2 separate regions of the Mus musculus genome follow, and region 2 is linked to region 1. Evidence: chromatin contacts called from ENCODE Hi-C or POLR2A ChIA-PET data. All regions are on one chromosome and are shown on one strand. The core of a region is the stretch at or near the end of the contact, and the rest is flanking DNA. Distances in the headings are between cores, read along the strand shown. Region 1 holds the start of Zbed4 (zinc finger, BED type containing 4). Region 2 holds the start of Pim3 (proviral integration site 3).

Region 1 (2,805 bases), core at 86-2,585:
TAGTTATAGGGGATTCAACATTCCCTCAGAGACATACTTGTAGGTGAAACACCAATGAACATTAAAAATAAGAGATTAAAAAAAGTTCCCTCTTCCAAAATATGTCTAGGTTTGTGTAAATTGATGAAAACCTATCAGCACACTGAGACTTTGAAACTTCCTAAAGATTCAAAAAAATTTTTAACTAGATCTTCTCATGAAAATAAAAGCCACACAAAAAGTCTATATAAAAATTTATATAGAAAAAAGTTTATATAGATTACAGAAAGCATGCACCAATGTCTTCATGCACAAGCCACTCCCTCAGGGTGTAGAGCCAAACTTGTAGCTTCTCAATTCTGCTTAGCATGGAATTAATTCGTGCCTTGCAACTACGTTTATTCAGAGTACTAAAAAAAAAAAAAAAAAAAAAAAAACTCAAAACTAAAATTTCCCTGGTCTTATTAATTTTTATCACCACGATATAAAGGGGAAAATTTCTTTCTTCCTACCAAGTCACAAGAATGTACTTGCCTTGGCTGACTGGCTTTACGAAGCCAGAAGGCACAAGTGTCCTTTTAAAAACTACACTTAATCTTATCCTAATTAACTTCAAAAACAAATGACTTCCCTTTTTACAAACGCCAGAACCGCGACAGCCGCTCCTCCTGAGGCTCGGCGCTGCAGGGACTTGAAAAGACGCGCTGGAGCCTCGTGAGAACCTCCAGACGGAGAGCGAGGACCCGCAGCCATCCCGGGCAGAAGCGAGTGGGTCGCACCAAAAAGGACAAAAGGAACAAAAAATGACGGCAGGTACTGCGACCGTGAAGACGCTACGGAGCCAAAGCGTTGAGTTAAGTTTCGTTAAGCCTCCGCGGTCAGACCCAGACGCACACGCTTCAAGCTAGGCAGGCACCAAGAAGCGTGACACCGACCCGTGTCACCGCCGTGCCGCCTGCCTGCGCCCCTTCCTGGACACGCGCGCCCACCGGCACCGGCTTGGGGGACGCCACGACGTGGCGGGAGCCCGGCACCTGACGAAAGGTCCCACGGGGCGTCCCGCGGTCGCTCCCCTCCGCGGCCTGGGCCCGCCCGCGGCGCGAGGCGCAGCTGTCAGAGGCCGGGCCGGGCTGGGCCGGGCCGGGCGCAGTCTCGGGACACAGCCTCCACCCGGCCCGCCGCGCACGGACAATGGCGCGGTTCCCCAACCCCTGCGCGGCGCCGGCCGTCGAAGACGCCACTGGAGCGTCCCGCGCGCACTCACCTGAGGCGCCGGCTCCGCGCTGCGCTGCGCGGGCCCGCGGGCTGCGAACAGCGCGACGGGCGCGCCCATTCATTAGCCGCTTTGTCTGCCCCCGCCGCCCCTCCCGCCGCCCCAGCCCCGCCGCCCGCGACGCCGCCGGACGCTGCGCCCCTCCCAGGGCCCCGCGCGGGTCGGGGGCGGGGCCCGGGGCGGGGCTGTCGTGCGCAAGCGCAGTCCGTGCGCACCTGCCCCGCCTTGGGGGGGGATGCCTAGAGTACGGCTGGATGGGCCCCGGCTAGGCAAACGGGGCGGAGCTACGAAGACTACGCAGGCGCAGTTTCCCCTCGCCCCATCTCCGGAGGTCAGGTTACTCCGGCGCAGTCTCACACACACGAGGTCTGGTCGCTGGCCTCCTCCGTCAAACTACGCAAGCGCGGTCTGGCGCACCTGCCCTGTCGGGCGTTCGGTCCGAAGACTACGCAGGCGCAGTCGCCACGGCGGTTGGTTGGAATTGCTGCGCGTTTGAGAAGCGCGCGTTCTCAGTGGTTTCTTCTTAGGGCTTGGCCGTTAGGGTGGTCCTGCGCTCTCAACGGCTGGCCGCGGAGCTTCCGGGCTTGTGGTCAAGGCGGGCGCCTTCTCCGGGGGCGTTGCGCGCAACCACTTTCAGTAGCCCTTGGGTGGAGGCTAGACACAGCAGGTGCTAGCTGCTCAGGGCCTGGGGCCATGTTTGGGTAAAAGAAATAAGGAGCTGAACATTGAACGCCCCAGTTCAGATGCCTGTGCGGACCATGTAATTTCTGCAGGTGGAATTTATCCCAGAGGTCCTTCTCTGATGACACTTTAGACCACAGCTTGTTCTCTTATGCGGGAGTTCTGTCCTACGCCCATCTCCTGTTCTGCGTGTTTAGGAGTTTCCTTCTGTGATTGAGGTGGTGGTGGTGCGGTCGGGGGAGGCGTCGAGTGCTGATGTCACACCTTGCTTACCCTGATTCACCATCACTGGTCAATGGACATGGTTTGGGATTCTGTGTCTTTAAGTTCAAGGGAAGGTGGTTGGGCTGCCAGTGCACTGCTGGTGGAAGTCATCATTGGTGTGGAACCCTGAGCCTGGCTTCTGTCTTCTTCGCCTTCCATTCAGGGAAGCTGATGTTTGTGGTGGAGGTGGTGGCTCCATATGAGACTCAATGGGGAACAGCAGAAAGACCTGGGTGGAGGTCCTCAGCTAGCAGGTTCCCGTAGGGTACAGAAGTTTTTTCCCAGTAACCTTCCTCTCCTTGTTATGCCCCTCGTACCCTACACCCCAGAGGAAAGAGAACATCTGCCTTCATGAAGGATTTCCGAAGCCCCAGGAGAACTGTTGAGACATGGGTTCTTGAGCTATAGAGCTAAGGGGTAGCGCCTAGAACAAGTAAAGTAGCTAGGAGAGAGTTTGAGCTTTAGCTTAGGATGTCTCAGCCCAGCCGGAAAGTCTTGACGAGCTTCCATTTGTTTATACAGAAGCACCTGCACAAACTCTTCACCTGGAGATGGCCCCTCTGTGCTCCTAGCCCTGCACAGGCTGTGCAGGGGAAGAAGGAAAACGG
Region 2 (3,100 bases), core at 514-3,013, 110 kb before region 1:
AGCTCTGCAAGGCTCGGAAAGGGGAGGAGAGGAGCTTAGAAAGAGGAGGGGCGGGAGAGATGGGAGGAGGGAGGAGAGGAGTGGGGGAGCCCCGGCTTCCCCGCGCTCCGCAATGCGGGGATTTCTACTGCGGCGCCCCCGCGCTCCGCACGCACGCACGCACGCAAGGGAGGCCCGCGAGCGCCCTCCCCGGCACAGGGAGGGGCCACGGCGCCGAGGCGGCTGGCGGGGGCCCTGCGTCACGCGCGTATCGCGGGTCTCCCTGGCTGCCACCCACCGTCCCCAGACCCTGCGCCCTCACACCGCAGAGGGCTACCCCGGTGTCCCCAGTCCCCCCCACCCCTCCCGTAAGCCAGGCGTGGCGCGTGGCCGCCTAACAGTCGCCGGAACGCCGCACCACCTGCTCACCATCAAAGTCAGTGTAGACCGTGTCCTTGAGCACCGCGCCCGAGCCGAAGTCGATGAGCTTCAGCTCTCCCGAGCGCAGGTCCACCAGCAGGTTCTCGTCCTTGATGTCGCGGTGCACGACCCCACAATTGTGGCAGTGCCGCACAGCGGCAAGCACCTGCGCGAAGAAGCGACGCGCCAGCGGCTCGTCCAGGGCGCCTCGTTCAGTGATGAAGTCGAAGAGGTCCTGTGCCGGCTCGGGTCGCTCCAGCACCAACAAGAAGCCGTCGGGCCGCTCGAACCAGTCCAGCAAGCGGATGACGCCGCGCGCGCCGCCCGCCGCGCCCACCTTGCGCAGCAGCACCACCTCCAGGGGCACGGCCACTCCGCCCTGGGGGACAAGGCGGTCATCGGACAAAGCCAAGGCAACCCACACCCGCATGCCCCGCACCCGCACGCCCCGCACCCGCATACTTACGAGACTGCCCCACTCGGTCACCCGCTCCTTCACCACGTGCTTCACAGCCACCTGCGGGGAAAAGAGGGGGCGACACGCGAGCGGTCAGACGGGCGGCCGAGCGTGGCGATCGTCCACGCGGGTGCGCCCGGAGCCACGACTCACCGGGAGTCCGTCGGCGATGCGGCTGCCCGCGTAGACCGTGCCGAAGCCGCCGCTGCCCAGCACGGCGCCCACCTGGTACACCTTCTCGAAGCTCTCCTTGTCAGCCTTGGCTGTGGGACAAACAATCGGGTTGATGATGACCCAAAGCCACCCCCCGGCCCCCGCCCAGGCCCCCTCCCTGGTCCCCACACATACCTGGCTGTAGGATCTTCACTGGGAGGTGGTCCACGCCGCCAGGCCCGCAGAGGTGCGCCAGGGAGCCGAACTTGGACAGCAGCATCGCGGGTGGCCTCGCGTGCGGTGCCGCCTCTGACCCGTCCGGCAAGGACGCGGGAGGGCGGTCTTCCTGACCGCAGACAGCGCGGCGGATCCCACGGCCCCGAGGCCGAGCGCTCAGCGGGGCAGCCGCGCGGCGCAGTTGCCCGGTGGCCGCGCGAAAGCGCGTAGACGGCAGCTGGCCGAGCAGCTCACACGCCCCGGCCGCCTCGCCCCGGGGTTTTGGACCACGGAGATGTGTATCCTTCCGCGGAGGCGGGGCCGCCTGAAGCTCCGCCTCCTTCCGCCCGAGGCTCGCTTTGCGGTGTGGCTGTTTTGAGTCTCGCAGGGCGGTGCTGGGGAAGCCGGACGCTCCCTGTCGTTTCACCAAGGGCTGGTGGCGCGCGGGGACGACGACCCGTCCGGACTAGCTTGCCGTAGTAGAGTCGCGGAGGTGCACGGCGTTCCGCGGCTTTCACGGCGCTCTCACCCGCCCTGCGCACGCGCAGCTCGCGCGCGGGCGGCGGCCCCCTTATGTCTCCGGCAGCGCGGGCGGGGCCGCATAAGCCAATGAAAATCGAGGTTTTGAAAGGACACGGGGACTCAGCCAATGGCAGCGTAGGGCGGGGCCTTCCGAGCCTCGCCCCCCAGGCCGCGCTGAGGAAGGTCACTCTCCGGCTCCGCGAGTTACGCGTGTTGTTCCCTCGTTCTTCGTGGGCGTTTGTGGCTGGGGGTGTGCGAGGAGTCGGCCCCCTCTGAGAAGCGGAAGTCCGGGAGGACAGTCGTGCGGCCCTGAGGCCTACGCTGACACTAGCTCTGTGTGCGTCACCCGCTGCTCGCGCGCCACGATGCGCACGTGGCTGGGCGACAGAGAAAGCATTGCCCTCAGACCTCTCAACCCAGCCTCAGCTCCCTGGAGCACACCTTGAGTGTTCGCCCATCAGCTAGGCTCAGATCTCATGCTCCTAGCTGGGTACTTATGAGAGCCTCCTAAACCCTAGATCCTCCCTCCTGGGAACTTGTCCCTCTGCTCTAAGGCCATCTGACAAAGTGTCCCTTTAGCTGCTCACAACTACCAAAGGTCCTTTGTTGATGACTATTATGCCCATAGTTCCGTCCTGAGCAGCTCAAGTAGACACAGCCTACAGCAGTCTCCCTGTGTCCTTTTTACCTATACCTTAAGACACCAGTGAAATTAGACTCAACTGTTGTTGACCCCTGGCTAAGTCACTGACCCAAGAGCAACCCAGGACTTGGAGTTGTCATCTGTCATAGCTGGGTGAGAATGAGTTGAGAGCCATTGCTCCCTGGACTTCAGTTTGATGTCTAAACGATTCAACTGTCGTTCCTGAACTGCTACTACTTGGGGGATCTGGAGCCTGGCTTCCCACTGGCTTATCCATGTTCCTCCACTAACACCGCAATCCACACTTTCTCTCTCTGGAACCTTTCTGAGGCGCCTACTGCCTTGACACTATTTGGGGCCCACCTGGTTTCCTCACCCCCTTTCTGTCTTTGTGGCCTAGACCCTCAACAGTCTGGACACACTCAGGCCCTCGGAATAGGTCTCAGGTTCTTGGAGCTCTGTCTGGCTGTCTCCTAACATGCTTTCCAGGAGCTGACCACATCTGCCAAGAACAAAGCTTTCCATACCAGCTATCAGCAGGGTTTACAGGGTACCTGCTCAGGTGTGGGGGAGGGGCGGGGGTTGTCTGCCTGTGGGTGCTTTCAAAGGACCAGCTAAGAACCCAACAGGGCCTGTGCTCCTCCTGGCCAGGACAATCTGGTTGTATTGGACCCCAGTCTTTCGGGAGAGGGAGGGAGGGATCCTTGAGA

The links. Hi-C counts contacts between places; a loop is a spot of excess contacts on that map. ChIA-PET counts read pairs that join two places held with the same protein, here RNA polymerase II (POLR2A).
Region 2: POLR2A ChIA-PET joins it to region 1 with 13 read pairs in embryonic stem cell. The contact joins the promoter of Pim3 here to the promoter of Zbed4 in region 1. A Hi-C loop is called at or near these places in 1 of 37 maps with a recorded cell type or tissue (heart). POLR2A ChIA-PET finds 5 or more read pairs at or near these places in 4 of 5 experiments (Patski and embryonic stem cell).

What each region holds. Positions count from the first base shown.
Region 1 is chr15:88,750,241-88,753,045 of GRCm38, reverse strand. Zbed4 (zinc finger, BED type containing 4) reads right to left here and starts at 1,335. Exons shown (of 3, transcript NM_181412.3): 1 at 1,244-1,335.
Region 2 is chr15:88,860,857-88,863,956 of GRCm38, reverse strand. It overlaps Pim3 (proviral integration site 3), which reads right to left and starts at 1,763. Exons shown (of 6, transcript NM_145478.2): 1 at 1,205-1,763; 2 at 1,010-1,119; 3 at 866-916; 4 at 409-778. The coding sequence starts at 1,289. Gm33049 reads right to left here. Exons shown (of 3, transcript XM_006521646.3): 3 at 1,451-2,124. The coding sequence ends at 1,477.